2 separate regions of the Homo sapiens genome follow, and region 2 is linked to region 1. Evidence: read pairs that join two places in POLR2A ChIA-PET (ENCODE). Cell type or tissue: OCI-LY7. All regions are shown on one strand. Links, peaks and the distances in the headings refer to the core of each region. The heading gives the core; the rest is flanking DNA.

Region 1 (8,956 bases), core at 463-8,462:
TTATCCTGGCTGCTGTTGAGGGCAGGGACTGCACCTCATTCCTCCTTATTTTTCCAGGCTTACCACTGGGCTTAACATCATCTTGATAAATATACGAGTGAGGGAAGGAATAGGAGGGCAGAGACAAGGAAGAGCAACCCAACTCTTTGCCTCAAGGCCTACAAGAGTCCCGTTGGAGCTCCAGATCACAAACCTTGTCCATCCCCCTATTTGCAGGACCAGATCCCACAATATTCACTCTGCACAGAGAGCCAGGAAAATGAAATGTCTGCCTCCTCTGGGCCCAACTTTTCCTCCATGTGGTCCTGACACAAAAAGGCTTTCAAGGAACCGTATCCTGTCAGAGCAGAAAGGGACTCACAGGTCCACTAAATCCAGCCTCTCATTTCATAGACCCAGAGAGGAGGAGTGACTTGTCTCTGGATGACCGGTCCACACTGCAAGCTTCCTGCCCTGGGGGTGGTAGAATCTGGTGCTGCCACCCCTCCCCTGCAGGCAGATCCCATGGGAGTCTGTCTGGGCAGGCGGTGGCAGAATAGCACCCACTCAGGGAAGCATCCATGCTCCACTGGGCTTCTGAGTTCTGTGTTTCTCTGGCCAGGCAGAGAGGGGCGGTGGAGCTCAAAACACAGGCCCAACAGATGGTTTCTATTTGCAGCCACTGAGGCTGGTCTGTGCCAGACTCCTGACCTATTTTGAGGAACTGAGGGCCCTGCTGGCTCAGAGATGGCCTCCAACTTGCACCCCCTTAGCCCAAAGTCTGGCAGGGGATCAAATGGGTGGTTCAAGACCAGTGGGGAGAGGAGTGAAGGTGGAAAACCTTTGAAAATGAGGCCAGGGTGGATGGTCTGCAAGCTCGAGCTCTGGGGAACAGATCCTTGGAGTGCGAGCCCCAGGTCATCTGCCTCAGAATCACCTGAAGTGTTTGTGGAAATGCAGGCTCCCGGGCCCCACTTCCAGCCTGCAGAATCACACACTGTGGGAATGAGCTAGGAAATGTGCATTTTAACCAAGCCCACCAGGTGCTTCCTGTTTGGGATCTTTGCTGTTCAATGGACTGCCTGTGGACCAATAGCACTGGCATTACCTGGGAGCTGGTTAGAAATGGAGAATCCCAGGCCCCACCCTTGACTCAAATGAGAATCTATGGTTGAACACGGTGGTGGTCCAGGTGGTTCACATAGATGATTCAGTTGGGTATCACTCTCCAGCTCAGTGCTTCTCAAACTTGCAGGTGCATCACAATTACCCGGTGGGCTTGTGAAAACATAGATTGCTGAGGCCCACAGTTTCTGATTCAGGAAGTCGAGGGTGGGGCCCGAGAATCTGCATCCCTAACACGTTGCCAGGTGATGCTGAAGCTATTGGTCCCGGAACCAGACTTTGGTCCCTGAGTGGCATTGCAAGGAGCACTGGGCCCTCTGAAACTTCAGCTCTGTGACTTTGCATCTGTCCCTTTACCTCCCAGTTCCTCCATCAGAAAAATGGATATAATTCATATTTTTCCTAGGATAGTTATGAGGATCCAGTGAAATAATACTGTGTGTGAACATGCTTTGCTAACTGTGACTGCTCAACAAAGATTATTTTATCAGTCAATCTGCACCTTCAAAAGTGCTTTGGGTTTGCCCCTGACAACCACCCTGCCGGCCAGCGAGTGAGTAAAAGAGCTGGGCCTAATGCATCCCTCGAGGGCTTTCTTCTGCATTTCTAGACTGTCATGCACAAGATCATGCAAACACCAAGTGCTCAATAAGGGCTGGTGGAGTTAAACCCAGGACTTCTGGTTTTCAGCCCTATTCTCTGTCCACAGCAGGTCCTACTCCTCACCCCCTCCTTCATGGCCTCCGGCTTCTTGGTAGGTGAGGCTGAGCAACTTTTTTAAAAGGCTGTTTCATAGTCCAGGCCAAAGGCTGAGCCGGGGAGATGCCAGGCATAGCTGCCACTGCCGAGGCTCCCTGCCTGTGACATGCCCTGACCGACTCTCAGGATAACCGGGATCCCGTGTTCAGAGTGCCTGGCCTGGCCCCTGGCCCACAGACCAAGACGTTGCTCCCTGTCACCTGGCAATGCAGAAAAAGATGGACTGATAAACTGTCCCCAGGGGAATGTGGTAACTGGTGATGGGCCTTCCCCTTCCCAAGAGATAATCTATCTACATTACAGCCAGGGGATGGCATGGAAGAGAAGGACGATCTGCCGGCTCCGTTGTAGTATCTCTGTTAGAGTAAAAGGAAGCCCATCTCTCAGTGCCCCAAATGTGAGAAAGGAGAAGTTGAAGTTCTTTATATTGCTGCTAATCATTTTGGGTATAAAAAAGGATAGTAAATCAACTTGCCCATAAAGAAATAGATACCAGGCCTCATGCACAGAGCTTACTTGGAGATAAATTCTTTGCACTGTCCACCCTGTGCTGTCCCCAAGGAGTGAGTGTGTGTGTGTGTGTGTGTGTGTGTGTGTGTATGTTGGAGTAACCATTTCCTCTTGGACTTTGGAAACAATTCAAGGGGCCTCACCAGCTGAGGGTCTAGAAACTAGAGCAGAAACTTTTTTTTTAAATTAAACTTAATGGTACTGAGGAAATCAATGGGTTTTTGTTTGAAAACATCCGTGATAACTGTCTCATGATGTTCTCCACCTCTCACTCCCTGCCTTGTAAAAAGAATCCAGTAGTTAATTTAGGACCCAGCAAGGAAAGAGGAGTCTTGCTGGGATCTGTGGCCAACAGTTCCCCTACAATGCCCTCTGTTCCCCCAGTTCACAAGGGAGGCCGCCTCATTCTAGGTGGTCATGTAGCATTCTGCATGACTGTCCAGCACACAGCTCTGCTCCATAGAAGTGACCCACACTCAATGGTGACAGCTAAACCAACCAGCTCCTCCCCTTGAAGGGTTTAAATGTGGGCTACATTGCACCACTAGTTGGTGGCAGAGGCAGAAGCCATAAGCGGAGGGAAGAGAGATGGAGAAGAGGTCAGAGAGGAATGTAAAGGGGATCACTGTAATTTTAAAAATAATGTTAGTGCACTGTTCTGCATTTACTAGGTGTAACCTTCCTGCTCTCCCCTAACTCACATCCATTTATTGGCCGGGTGTGGTGGCTCACGCCTGTAATCCCAGCACTTAGGGGGACCAAGGCGGGCAGATCACTTGAGGTCAGGAGTTTGAGACCAGCCTGACCAACGTGGCAAAACCCCATCTCTACTAAAAATACAAAAAATTAGCCAAGCGTGCTAGCGCGCACCTATAGTCCCAGCTACTCAGGAGGCTGAGGTACGAGAATCACTTAAACCAGGGAGGTGGAGGATGCAGTGAGCCAAGATAGCACCACTGCACTCCAGCCTGGATGACAGAGCAAGACTCTGTCTCCAAAAAAACACAAAAATTAAAAAATAAACAAATGACATCCATTATCCAGGGAGAGTTCGGACTGTTAAAGCAGGACTCAAAAAAATTCACATTCCAACATCCAAGATAGGATTCTGCAGCCACAAAATATCTTAAGAGCCAGAATTGTTGAGAGAGGACGTTTCTCAACTTCTGTCTCTCCGTGTTAGCAAATGAAGAGTCCTGTCTGGCTGACTCCATCACAACTCTACTGGACCGAGCTGAATGCGTTTTATCACTGCTACCTACCAGGTGGGGCTCCTGGATGACACCAGACAAGCTTCAGAGGAAACAAACTTGTATCTTCTTTGCACATCCAAGTTGTCAGGGCTGCCAGCTAAGACCATGAAGGCTGTACCCTGCACAGATGGGCCGTGTGGATGAATAGCGCCCAAGGAGTTATGCCACATGGGGGCCACGGGTGCAGGAGGCACTCACATCACCATCCCAGAGACCCCGCTGCAGCAGTCAAGATAACGGGAATCTGACTACCTTCTAGCTCCGAAATTCCAGGCATCTGAGAGGCCTGGGAGCCTGGGAGGCCTGGCTGCTAGTCACCCTCTAGCCCTGCCTCCCTCATTACTAAAGGTCAACAGAATCTGTTGCTAGCAACCAAGAGAGAGCCCACTCCAGCGATGCTGAGGGATGGCATGTGGCCCTCCCTGGTGGCCATCTGGGGCCATTCCAGCAGCCTATTTACACTGACTGCGAGGAGCACCTCCTCCTGGCAGCTCAGGAGGGGCTGTCTTTGTGCAGGTGTCAGCACCTTCTCTGGTGTAGCTACTGATGTCAAGAGGTAAACGAATTGGCCCCACGGGGTCTCTGACCATCCCATCCCCAGGGACCTACCCTCCCCTGAACACCTGCAGCATTTCCTGGCTGCCACCCTGCCCCCTGGCACCTGGTGTGTACTTCAGGGTTGGTTGGTTCTCTTTACACGTGTTGAGATTAACTTCTCCCGGAGGCTGTAAGCTGGGCCCTGGTGTCAGCTCTGAGAGCTGGAATGCACAGGAAGTCTAAAGGTTGCCGACTTCCTGGCTGAGATTCTGGAAGAAGAGAGGACACTGTTCCAAAGTGGGCCAAACAGAGGATGGCTTCACAGACAGACACAGGTTTAAATCCTAGCGCCACCACTTACTAGGTATCTACTGGACAAGTTCATTAACTTTTTGGAGCTTGTGTTCTCATCTGTAAAATGTTACAAAATGTATAACAAGCCCTAGACAAGTTCATAAACTTTTTGGAGCTCGAGTTCTCATCTATAAAAATGGGGGCAACACTGCCTCCTTCTCAGGACAGTCTCCACCCTCTTGGTCTTCCTCACAATGCCCTATACATGGAGACCATCCATAACCCACTGACGGGCAAGTGGCTGGCCTTTGGGGGACATGGGGAGTCAAGCACCACTGCAGAACCCGGCCATCCAGGTGTTCCCTGGGAGCACTGGGACAAGCTCCTGGAGAAGGGAGGCAGGCAGATCTGCTGACTGGACTCGTACCTGCCATTCCCAGCACCCCCTACCCCCAACCGCCCTGCACCACCACGGGAACACCCCTCACCCTTGGGAGAGGGTCCAAGACCCAGTTCTGGCAAGTGAGACCTAGGAGGAAGTCCACTAGGGGGCTTCTGAGAAGGATTTTTGTCTCAGTAAGAGGAGAGAGACATAAGAAAAGTTCTTTCTTGGCATACTGGCACACACACGGCTTCCCGCCTTTGCTTCCATTTGAGGATGTAAATCCTGGCGCTCTGGCACCCATTTTGTGGCCAAGAGGTAACAAGCCTACAACCAAAAGGCCAAAATGATGAGAAGACAGACCACAAGGACAGAAGAGGCCTGGGTCCTTGATGGCACTGTGGAGCCACCGACCAAACCTAGGACCTCCTTCCTCCGCAACTCTTGTTTGAAAAACCATGAAAATCCTAGAGCTTGAGTCAGTCTTGGTTGGCTTTCTTTGTTACTCGCAGCCTAAAGCATTCCAACTGATGGAAATAAAGAAGAAAAGGAACAGGGTAGTAGATCTCTGAGTCTTTGAACACTGCCTGTGACCTGTCCCCATGAGGTCTTTCTGCCCCCACAGCAAAGAACTTTGCTATTTTAAGGAGGCCCAGAGACCACAGAGCCCCACCCAAGCCTAGCAGGCCTGCCCCTGCCAGGAACAAAAAAAAAACATTTCATTTCGAGGTTTTCTCTCATCCCTCAGCACCGTTCCTTGGGGTGTGCTGATGCGGCTGCCCGTGCCTGCCATGCAGTTGCCGGAAAAGTTGCACAGCTCAGGGGATGATAACAATGACCACTTGGGTCGAGGGAGCGATAGTCAAGTTCATGCTGCCCGTTGCACACGACCACCCCACACAGCATCCCCTGGGTCCAGCAACACTGCTGAGCCTTGAAAGGAGATTTTTTCCCTCTTTTTCTTTCTTTATTCAACTGAATGCTGTCATTGCTACAGAAGCCACGAGGAAGAGGGGTGGAGAGGAAAACGAGGTAATGGATGCAGAACATCTGGCACGGTGCCTGGTGGGCACTGAGCAAACACCAGCACCCTCCCTTTTCCCTTCCAACATAATGGCAATGCTGGGTGACAGAACATGGCATCAGGCAACTCCTCCAGGGCAGGGTGCCTCTGGCAGGGGCATTACCTATCCTTTTGGATTCCTGGTTTTTAAAGGACTCTTTCTACTGGGGTGCTTTTCCTTCAAGGTGTCCACTTAGACATAGTGCGTGTGTATGCACACAACACACACACACAGACACACACACACACACACATGCTGGTTAAGAGCCCAAGCTCCTGACTCCACAGCGAGTTGGGTCCCAGTCATGAGGTCAGGGTTCTCAATTAGCTTCTGCCTCAGCCTCGTCCAAGTCCTCCTGATCTGACCCCTACTGAGGCTGCTCGTGTCACTGACCCTCCTGCTGGTCCCCTGACCATTTCATAAGGACATTCAGAAGGCCTGGGAGCTGCTCAGTGCATAGCCTTTCCCTGCACATCGTTTCATCCCCAGCACCTGGGCTCTTTGTTTGGGCCCTCCTGGTTTCTGTGAAAGTCAAAGCTTTGGTTGCCTGAGTACCAAACCACTGGCATAGTCTGGCCTCTGTAAATCTGCCTCTGGGGATAAAGTCTCTCTCCTCACCTCTTCCACTGCGTCAGGACCACTCCAGTCCACAGGGCACGTTTGTGAGAATAGAGAAAGGCGCCTCTTCCTCCAACAGAATCAGCTCCAGGCTCAGTGAGTGGAATGTGGACTGGATTTCAGCCCCCACTTACACCCTGCCAGGTGCCTTTGTGCAGGGCACAACTCTGACAACCACACACAGCAGACCTGCAATGGAGCCTTTCCAATTATTCTCCTGAACTTCTGATCTAAATGCTTTTCTCAGACATTGACTCATTCAGAACTACTGCAGAATTTCCAATGTGGAGCAGCCCCACTGAGGGGGCAACAACTTTGCAAAACTGCAAGATACATTCGGCACTCCCCAGCATGATCCCATGGCTCCCCCAGCAGACCTTGCTGGTCTCACCTTCCTGGCTCTCCTCTGCTAACTCCAAATAAAGTTACAGCATCTCTGCTGTCCAATTACAATTCATTTCTCCCTGCCCCATCTGGAGGCAAATGGCACATGTGTCCCAGGAGACCCAGTGGTCCCTCCCTCCCACATTCTCATCCTGCCCTTTCCCCAGCTTGCCTTATCTTCCACATCACATGGGAAACTGAGGGCATCCCTCTCAGCAGAAAGCCTCTTGTACCCAGCAATGCTTAGCCTCAGGGAATGAATGGAGAGGCTGGGTGAGTCCATGTAGACTCCGGAGGAGGCAGGATAAGCCCTGGGAAAAGGCCTTTCTCTATTGCTCTGTCATGAGCAAGTGGATCTACCTTTTGGGGCCCCATTTGTCCATCAACTGTGGTGATAATAATGGTGCCTCCTCATGGAGCTGATGTGGGGATTAAAAGAAAATACATGTACAGTAACTGTAACATTACTTTGCTCATACCATGGGCTTAATACATGTAGCTATTGTAAAGTCCCTTGACTCACCTGTTTCTATTCCCTTGTTACAAAATGGATAAAGAGATATGTTACATATTTTAATGTATTTCACACTTAGTGTTGTACTTGCTACGTGTCAGGTACTATTCAAAGCACTTCGCAAATACTGCCTTCCTTAGTCTTCATCGCAACCCAGTGAGGCAGGCGCTATTATCTTCCCCATATCACAGGGGATGAAACTAAGGCACAGGCATTCAGTAACTTGCTCAAGGTCACCCAGGCAAGAAGGGACAGAGAAAGGATTCAAACCCAGGCCTTCCACTCCATAGGGTGTGTGCTTAACTGGGCTATGGGGTTTCTCTGTGACCACTGTGAGAATTAAATGAGGTCATGCCTGCAAAGTGCTTGGCACGTAGAAGGCACTGGAGATCTGGTCATTATGGTAATGTACCATTATTGTTGAATATTTATCATTGTTATTACTAATATATGCAAAGCCCCACCCAAATTATGCTGGCCCTTCCCCTTTTCTTCTTCTCTCCAGCACTGATGTTGCTGGTTTGGGTGGTGGTGGGGTTGGAGGAGGTCTCTTTATGGAAGGCTGTGTTTCCAGTTTGGGGGCAGGGAGGGAAGATTTCGGGTACAGAAGTAAGAGTGAGTAAACTCCCTCAGCACAGAGCCTCATCGAACTTCTACACCAGAAGCTCAGTTAAGTTATGTTAGCTATGATACAGGGAGGCGTGGAGATGAGGATACACCAGGGTGTGCGGGGCAGGAAGGGGGCTGTACCCATAAGCCTGAGGGTCTATGGCAGGGGTAAGCAGACAGAGGGAGATGAGGCTACCCCTGCAAGATTCAGCTCAGCAAATAACTGAGTCACCTAATACAATCATAGAGGGTCAGGGCAGAAGCCATTTCCTGCTTACATCTCCCCGTCCCATCCTGCAGATGAAGACCACATTTGTCACAGTGCCTCTCACCCAACCATGATGCAGAGTCTCCTCTCCCACGAGCTCCTTATGCTATAGCCGGGCTCTCCTTATTGTCCCAGGCACGTGGTTACCTCCACCTCCCCAACCCCAAGAGAGTCCAAAGAGATGCCCGCCCTCTTCTCTCTGCATCCTGGAATTTTACTCATCTCTCTCCCAACACACACCTTCCCTGACCACCCCCCACCAACACACTCTTTCTTCCTGGGGACCCACCTGCACTTGAAGGTCCATAAACCACTCTCAGGCACTGAGGGCAAGTTGCCCTGCCCTGGTGCATTGCTTTTCCTGTGTTCGGGTCTAACTCCAAACTCCTTGATGGTTGGGATGATGTCTTAGTCATTTCTGAATCCCTCATACGAGACCAGCACAAAATCATACAATAATGAATACACAGACATAAAGTAAAACAAATAAACAAGTAAAAATGAAATTTTATAAGTAATACGTTTAGAAGCAGCTTATAGGAATTAACTAATTTAGTCCTCATTATCCTCATGAATCTGACATTATTGTGCCCATTTTGCAGGCGTAGAAACAGAGGCAGAAAAAAGGTAAGTACCTTGCTAAGGATCCCCACTTGGCAG
Region 2 (8,956 bases), core at 333-8,332, 220 kb after region 1:
AAAGTGACCTCAGGAAGGGGGTGGGGGGGTGGGTAAAGAAAGTGATAAAGGTGTACATAAATGGGCTTTTAAAAATCCTACACAGGGACTTAAAGCATCGAGTCCTGTGTGTGCCTTTCACAGATAAGGCAACTGAGGGCCATGTGAAGTAAGAAACTGGTCCAAAGTTGCAAAGCAATTTAGAAACCATACTGGCAATAGAACCAGGATTTCTGAAGCCAAATCCAGTACTCTAAGTTCCTTCCCTCCCTGAGGCTCTATCACTTTCCCCTTTAACCCCTTATTGGAAGGTTAGTGTCTTAGAAGCCTGAATACTTCTATTCATTTTTTCCGTCTCATTTAACAAATGTATATAGATCACCTATTGTGAGCTAGGCATTGTTCTAGATGCTAAGGATAAAGTGGGGAGACAGACACACTGATTCTGGCTCTTGGGATGGGATAGAAAGAATTCCTATCATTCTTATTTGTAGTATTTGCCAATTACCATGATGTAAATCCTCCCACCATGGTCGTTTTCAAGCTGCCAACATGACATCACTGAATGGGAAGAGTGCACACAATCAGCTCTTGTATGCAGACTCCAGCACACATTAGTCCCTTCCTTTGTGGAACTTAAACTCCAGTGGGAGAGGAGACAGTGTCCAAGTAGGCAAACAGCTCTTATAACCACCTGTAATTATTTTTAATTGTAAAATACATAAAGAAGATGTTGTGAGGGAGAAGAACAGATTCTCCATAGCAATGGATTCTCCTTTCTCAGAGGCCATGGCGTTAAAACTGGAGGTTGAGAAGGAGCCAGCTGAGAAAAGTTCTTGGGGAAGAATGTTCCAGACAAAGGGGACTGCAAATGCAAAGATCTCAAAGTGGGAAACAGCTTGGTGTATCTGAGGAACAGAGAGGAAGACGGTGAAGCTGGAAGGTAGTAAGTGAGAAAGCAAATCCGCAGGGCCTGGTGGGCCCTGGGAAGGGTCTAGAATCTATTCTAAATGCAATGGAGGAACTCTCGGGGGCTTTAAGCAGAGCCAGGATCTAGTTCACACCGTTGAAAGATCACTGTGGCTGCTGCAAAGAGCATAGCTTGAAGCTGAGCAAAATTGGAATGAGGGACCAGTTGGAAAACTCTAGTGCAAGTCTAAATACAAAATGAAGAGGATGGCTTAGTCCAAGTATGGCAGAAGAGACAGAGAGGAGTGGGCACATTGGAGAGGAATGGAGGGCTAGAACTTGCAGGATTTGCTGATGGGAAGTAAAGGAAAATCATAAGGAATGACTTCCAAGCTTCTGGCTTGAGCCATCTGGTGGGTGGTAATGCCATTTCCTGCAATGGGGACAAAACCATTTAAGAAGCGAAAACCTGGGTTCCTTTTCCAGCATGTGAAATGTGAGATGTTATGAGACATCCAAGTGAAATGTCCTATAAGCAGCCAGGAAATTGATTGTGGGGCTCAAAGGGCAGGCCTGGGCTGGGTGGGGTGAAATATGGGGTCCTCAGGAGCTCGGGCCATGTTGAGGCCAAGGTCCCACACACTCGCTCAGACAGAGCAAGACTCTGTCTCAAAAAAAAAGAGGAGGTCCATTTTGATCACTTTTCCTACACAGAGAAAATGATAAATGATGTAAGATGGAAAAATACACTAGTTTTCATAAAAAACTGTGACCCTTGTTTTTGTTTTTTACGGAGATGGGGTCTCCATATGTCACCCGGTTTGGAGTGCAGTGGTGCGATCTTGGCTTACTGCAACCTCTGCCTCCCTGGTTCAAGCAATTCTCCTACCTCAGCCTCCCGAGTAGGTGGGATTACAGATGCCTGCCACTAGGCCCAGCTAATTTTTTGTATTTTAGTAGAGACGGGGTTTCACCATGTTGCCCAGGCTGGTCTCGAACTCCTGAGCTCAGGCAATCCGCCTCCCAAAGTGCTAGGATTATAGGTGTGAGCCACCGCACCCAGCCATGACCCTTGTTCTTGAAGAAGATGATCCATATATTCTCTGAAGGCATGAGATGGCTGTCCAGGGCTCGGAGGAAAAATAATGTTAATTACAGTCAGTCTCAATGTGCTGTTTGCTGCTTTAAAGTTTTAGGCCTGTTTTCCTTGAGCTTGACATCTGCTTAACCAGCCCATTGGCAAACTCCTGAGTTCTCAGAAAAAGATACAAAGGACTGCCGAGGCTCTCACCAGCCCTTGCTCGTTCTCTGTCTCCCTGTCTCCGGATGCTTCTGTGAGTCTCTGTTTCAGCCTACATGCCACCTGCCCTAGCCGACATTTGTTCTCCTCTGCAACCCCAGGGAAGGGACCCTCACTCCTCCACAGGCTGCCCAGCCCCAGATTGATTGTTTTTTTCTGATTTGGAGAATTCTTCCTCATATAGAGCTGCAAATGCTTTTGATGGCTGAGGGGAGGCTGTTGTGATAAGTCACTTGTTAACAAGCATTAGTTTATCTACCATACAACAGGACATTGAGGGGATGGGACAGATAACAGGCAAGGCTTTTGATGAGATGACAAGACTGAAGTAGAAGAGAGGGAGGCAGGCCAGGGTCAGGGTGCTCCAAGGTTGCAGGCACCCAGTGTGTGTGATGAGGATGTGCCAGGGCCTGGCTGAAAGGGGAGGTGGAATTGACAGAGGACAGTGGGTGAATGGCAGGCTGCTCTGCATCCCTCTACTTAGGCCCTTCTTGGATGAATATCAAGTTCATCTGATAAGCTCACCCCTGGTGGCAGGCAGCACCTGCTTCACTCTTTCTGAGCATCCACATCAAGGCCAGCTGAATCTTCAAGACTCTCAGCTGACGCAGACCCTGGAACTCACCTAGTGATGGCTCCCAGCCCCTCATGACACACATGAGCTCTCTGCTTCCTGGTGTGTTCTTTTTCACATGCTTAACATTCGAGAGGGCATGTGAGCACATCCCTATCTAGGGCTCCTCCTCCCGGGGAAGGTGGACACTGTGGCTGCAGCTCCATGACACAGGCCTTGCCTCAAACCACTGGCGTGCTCAGAGCCACTCCCTGCCGGAAGCAGCAGTGGGTGTGGACTGGGGACGTGCTGTTTCCCAAATGAGATAATCTCCCCCAGAGATTCTGCTAAGAAATGAGGGGTGTGCTCATACCATGGGGACAGATGATGCTTTTCCACAGAAGCCCCCCGTGCTGCTGAAATCCTTCTCCTTTCCCTTCTGTGGCCAGTCTCTCTATCCAGCCTTCAAATGGACAGCACCCTCCATCCCTTGAACCCCTCCCCTTTCTCTAGACTCCATCAGAAGACACAATTTCTTCGTCCCATTATTCCTCCCCGTCTTCTCCAGTGAGCTGCGTTCTGACCTGCACAAAGGCTGGGGAAGCCAAGAGACACATCCAGAGATGAGGAAGGCCAGTGGCTGGCGGTGATATTATAGTTGGAGGAATAAGGAATAGGAGAGACTCCATAGCGCTTCCTTCAGAAGAAAGGCAGGGGGATAAGGCCAAGTTAGCAGAGAGACAAGCAGTCCACCCAGGGGTAGTCATTTGGCAGAGAAGTAAGATGCTGACGAGTTGATCAGAGAAGCTAGAAAACAGGGGGGTCTTTTGCAAGAGTAAAGAGGAGGGATGCATCCCTCTCCTGGAAAGACCCAAGTTTGGTTAAGTTTTCTCTAGAGCACAGGAGGGTATCAGGGTGGTAAGAACTGGCTTGGCATCACCAGGCCAGCCCTAGTGGCAGCCTGCAACTGTAGCAGCAGGGCAGGCCCGGCTGGGCGCTAAGCCGTGGGGAGAGGGGTTACAGCTCACTTTCATGGGGGGGCTTGAGGCTGAGGGACACTTGTTTGGACCCAAGTGCTAGAGGGGAAGGAGGGAATGACCTCAGTCCCAAAAGCCAATCTGATAGATACTTGCGGAGGCCCTGGCCGTTGGCCTGCCCACGGGAGTGCCCCCGGTGCCAGTCTGCCTGCTCCTCCCCTCTGAGGGGAGATGGATTTGGAAATAAGTCCAGAGGAGGCGGAACACACAGACTCAGAACCTCAGTACTGGAAATGTTTGTAGACCACCTGGCCCTACTTCCTCATTTTCTAGAAGAGGAGACAGAGGTCCAGAGAGGGAAGGTATTTGTTTCAGGTCACATAGCCAGTCGAGAAACCAGGTCTTCTGATGTCCAAACTAGTTCTCACCACAGTGGTCTCAGCACTCAGGAGGGGCTGTTATACTCCCATGTCCCCTTTGCTGAGTCCTGGAACCAGCTGTCCTAAAGTCAGAAGTTCATCCTGTGGCCTTTGACCTTAGCATTCTGCCCTCCAGCCCCGTCCCCCCAGGGACCATTCCTAGAAGACCTCAGGGAGACTGAGAAGCCTCTGTCATTCCAAGGCCACAGTCATGCCTCAAAGGAGCTGGTGCTCCCTGCCTGGTGTCCGCAAGTTTTGAATTAAGAGGGGGTCTGATGGCAGCCATGTTGCCCTCCTGCCCACTTGCCCTAAGTCTCCTCATCGAGGTTTCAGCAGCATAGTCCAGCTCTGGGGCTAGGCTGGGCTTTCTGTGGAAAGGTGACCACATCGCCTGGACCCCCACCAAGGCCTCTGTCTTTCTGACATCTGGGTGTGTCCAGAAGCCCCAGCCAGGGCAGGAGGGCCCAGCCAAGTCTCCATGGTACAGGCAAAGGGAGAGAGAGAGCTGGGCCCTGGACAATGCCAAACGTTTGATGGTGATTTTCTTTCGTTCTTTCCTTGGCTTGGGAATGCAAAATATTATCGTTTTTGCCTGGAGATTTCCCTTCCTAAATGCGCATGGCTCCGGCCAACATTAAGATGAGTTTGCATTCCTCCACACTGCCTGGTTTCCAATTCTAAATTGTTTGCTGAGACTCAAGACAGATGCTCGAGTGCCGACAACTGGAAGTCAGCTGGCGTCTGCCCAAGGGAACCTCACTGACATGTGCCGTGGTGGGTCTTCGATGTTACAAAGCAGGAGCCTCTCATTTTACAGATGGGGAAGCTGAGGCCCAGAGAGGCACCGGGGCTCTCAATGGACATCCAGCCAAGTTAATGACAAAGCTGAGATTAGAACTCAGATCACCCCACCCTAGTCCAAACTTCTCCTGGCTTCACTTCAGGCTCTGTTGACTTATAAACATGTCTGTTGCCTGCCCAGTGGGGCTGTAAGCTCTGAACACCGTAAGTCGTGTCTCAGCCAGCTTGGTGTCCTCACTTCCTACCATGGAACCTGGAGCTCCATAGACCCCAAATAGAGGTTTATTGAACTGAAGGGCCATAGAGGGGACTAACACAGAAGGAGTGGTGGTGAACATAGATAAGTATGAAGAGAGGCTGGTGACCTTGGACACATTTCTACCCCGCTCTGGGCCTTAGTCTTCTCACTTATAGCAACAAGCTTTTTAAACTCGACAGAGCAGTTCTCAAACTGTGTTCCAGGAAACCCTAAGGTTTCAGTGAGGCATCTTATGTCTGCTACTGAGGGTGGGAAATTCCTCCCTACCCCCTAGTCCTAACCCCAACATCCACTTCTTGTGTCTACTTTTCATGTATATATTTTGTTCAAAAAATGTGAGATTCGCTGTAGAAAAACAAAGTTTGGAGGCTAATAGATTATTTGATCTGGAAAATTCCTGCTTGTTCTTAAAGATAAAGTCCTGGCTGGGTGCCAGTGGCTCACGCCTGTAATCCCAGCACTTTGGGAGGCCGAGGCAGGTAGATCACTTGAGGTCAGGAGTTCAAGACTAGCCTGGCCAATATGATGAAACCCTGTCTCTACTAAAAGTACAAAAATTAGCCAGGCATGGTAGCACATGCCTGTAGTCCCAGCTACTTGGAAGACTGAGGCAGGAGAATTGCTTGAACCTGGGAGGCGGAGGTTGCAGTGAGCCGAGATTACACCATTGTACTCCAGTCTGGGTGACAGAACGAGACTCTGTCTCAAAAAAAAAAAAAAAAAAAAAAAAAGCGAATAAGTTCCCCCTCCCTAATAACATATTTGCTACACACCACCTTTGACCCAATGGTAGCTTGTCTAACGGGGAGTTCGTGTCATGCCCCCTAGCAACTGGAAAGAGAGAAAATGAGGTGAAGGAGGCCTCATGCTCTGGAGGCTCCGTTCTGCACAGAGCTGCTCCAGAGCCCAGAATCCATGTTGGGTGCCTGGCTGGCTGTGGGTCTGCGTCTGTCATTCCCTGAGTGATTCAGGACAACCCAGCCATCAGGCCCGGTGTATGGCTGAGGCAGGAGGAGGCCATGATTTGCTCGTTAGGCCACACTTCTCCCTGACAGGGTAGGCCCGGGCCCAGCTCTGCCTAATGTTGGGTCTTCCTGATGAGATCTTGAGTAGGAAATGATTGGGGTACTACCCCAGCAACCACGAGTCCCCAGAGATCCCCAGCTCCTCTTCTCCTTGTCTTTGTCCAATCACTCTGTGAAATTGTTCCTCCTCCCTGATGGTCCATCACTTAAGAGCTAAGCTGCATCAATTATCAATTGCTATAATAATGTCCTGTAACCAATAATCCCCCCAAATCTCAGTGGCACACAATAATAATTGTTTAGTTCACATATCTGGGGTCAGCTGAGGGTGGGGGAGTGAACTGGTCCAAGCTAAGCTCAACTGAGTGGCTCTGCTGGGCTCACTGGGCTTGCTTGTGAGTTTGGGGGTGCTGACCTCAGCTAGGTTGGGCTGGGGCAACTCAGCTGGGGCAGCTCTGCTCCGAATATCTCTCACTCTTTTCCTGGGGTCAGTGGACTAGCCGTCTCATGTTGCTGCCAGAAGTGCCAGCAAGCAGAAATAGACAAGGCATCCTAAGGCCCAAGCTGGGAATGGGCACACATTATTTCTGCTCAGATGGCCTAGCCCAAAGTCAAGGTTGGGGGAAATATACTCTCCTCTTTTAGAGGCAGGAATTACAAAGTCCCATGGTAAAGGGTGTGCATATAGAGAAGTGAAGAATTGAGACTGATGATGCAAGCTGGAGCAGGACCACTTGTTTTTGTATCCCAGCTCTGCCACCCACTAGATGTGTGACTTGGGACAAGTTACGGGATCGCTGTGCCTCCAGTTCCTCTCTTCTGCCATAGAGCGGCTTCCTCTGGCCATCGGCTCCCATCTGCTGCTTCATCCAGACTTTTAAGCCCTTGGGACTCTGGCTCTGTCCTTCTGGCATACCTGGTCTCCTGTGCTCTGCCTGTTGTGATCAGGGAGCCACCAATCAGTTCTGTAGTGAGCAGAGGGCATGGGCCCAGGATGGGTGAGTCTTGAAGAAGGAGTGTGTGGGAGGGGGATAAGCCTGGGTGAGGCCTCTCCAGGGTTGTCGTTGTTGATAATTTGTTGTGGTTGTCAGAGCTGAAATTTCTACTTTAACTCAACACATTTTTCTGAGCACCAGGCCTTATGGTGGGATAAAGGGATAAGTAGAATCCAGTTCTCCTCACATTGCTCAGTCTTAGATGGGGAGAAGATTGTGTGGAATCAGCTCTGCTCAGTGTACATGTCTAATCCTATTACTTAAATATTCACTCCACACCCTCCATGTGGCAATGCAGGCAGAGTTGCTGCTCATGGGATGCTCACAGTCCACTGTGAGTTCCCTGTTGGCCACGCAGCTGCCCATGGGGGCGGAACCGCACACTCCCCACCAGCCTGGGGGCTTCCCAGGGTGAGGGCAGAGTTACTAGGTCTCCTATGAGAGCAGCAGGTCCCCAAGGGCAGTATCCCTGCTTCTCCCCAGAGTCAGAGGGCTCCCCAAGCTCTTCTGTAATGAAGGCCTTCTTCCCTCAACTAGCTAGAAGCTTCTCTGATGTAGGGACCACGTCCCCTCACCCCTCCCTTGCTCTATCGCACTAGTGCCTACTACAGGAGCCTAGACTAGGGTCCTTGGGCCTCCAGCAATGCTCCCAAATCTAGCATTGCCTTCCTAGATGCCTCTTTGAAATGATGGCCTTGGGCAGAAGGGAAGGCTGGCTGGCAGCAGAGCAAGAACCCTCACATGTTCCCTGCTCGCCAGGGCAAAAGGGGCAGCAATGCAGAGGATACGAAACAGCCAGCCATCTGAAGCTCATTACTTCTTCACTTTTGAATGGGTTGTTTTTTTTCCCCCATAGCAGCAAGAGGTTCACTTTGCCATATCTTTTTGCCTAGGCCAGCTTATGGTCTTTTCTCCCTCCTCCTCTCCCTCTCTGTGATTTGCTTTTAGACGTGAAGATTCTTGGGGCCCAAGTAAAACTGGGAAGAGTGAGATAATACCAGAGATTCTTAGTGATAAACCCCACCTCCCTCACCCCATCCCAGCGCCCTCCCTCCAAGGAAAATGAAAGCTCTTGCTTACACAGGTGCATCTGCAACATGGAGCAGAGCCCAAAGAACCAGTGGAGGCCTGGGGCAGGGCTGCGGAGAGGCTTCTGGGAGGTGTTCACGCTTAGGTTCCACAGATCGGCTTCCTCTGGCCGTCAGCTCCAACCTGGTGCTTCATCCAGACTTTCAAGACCCTTGGGACTCTGGCCCCATCCTTCTGGTATACCAGGTCTGCTGTGTTCCACTTGTTGTGATCAAGGAGTCAACAGTCAGTTCTGTATTGAGCAGGATCTTAGAGCATGTGACTGGGATAGATGAGTCTGAAGAAGAAGAGGTGTAGGAGGGGACAAGCCTGGCTGAGGCCACTCCAGGGAGGATTCAAGTGACTGACGACGGTCGGTGGTGTCTGAAAGGGCAGAGGAAGACTTGATGGTGATGGGCTGGATGGCACGGGACCCGTGAGGCCTCAAAGTCATCCTGGCCGCTTCCTAGCTGTATGACCTTGGCCAGTTGCTGACTTTCTTTGTGCCTCAGTTTTCTCATCTTTAAAATGAGAATGATAATATACTTACTGCAAAACATGGTTATAAGCATTAAATACATTCAGAATAGTGCTTGGTACATAGTAAGAGCTTTGTTCATGTACACAATTATTTTTATTATTGTTATCTAAGTGGTAGGGGACTATCAGTA

What was found. Peaks named below come from ENCODE experiments on the same cell type or tissue, not always from the same donor. Only the 100,000 strongest peaks of a DNase experiment are listed, where the experiment ranks them.
Region 2: POLR2A ChIA-PET joins it to region 1 with 17 read pairs; 2 of 35 experiments call an interaction of 5 or more read pairs at or near these places.

The regions. Positions count from the first base shown.
Region 1 is chr15:68,627,021-68,635,976 of GRCh38, reverse strand. All of the region lies in intron 1 of CORO2B (coronin 2B), which reads right to left. Among named protein-coding and RNA genes, the nearest start is that of CORO2B, 53 kb to the right of the region's middle. In OCI-LY7, for the core only: CTCF peaks have their summits at 637, 3,888, 4,088 (motif pointing left), 4,989 (motif pointing right) and 1 weaker place; DNase peaks (open chromatin) are centred at 636, 1,256, 4,206, 5,016 and 8 weaker places; H3K4me3 peaks cover 6,057 bases; H3K27ac peaks cover 8,000 bases.
Region 2 is chr15:68,409,641-68,418,596 of GRCh38, reverse strand. The region is part of intron 1 of ITGA11 (integrin subunit alpha 11); the gene reads left to right. Among named protein-coding and RNA genes, the nearest start is that of ITGA11, 18 kb to the left of the region's middle. In OCI-LY7, for the core only: no CTCF peak of the experiment used is centred there; a DNase peak (open chromatin) is centred at 4,046.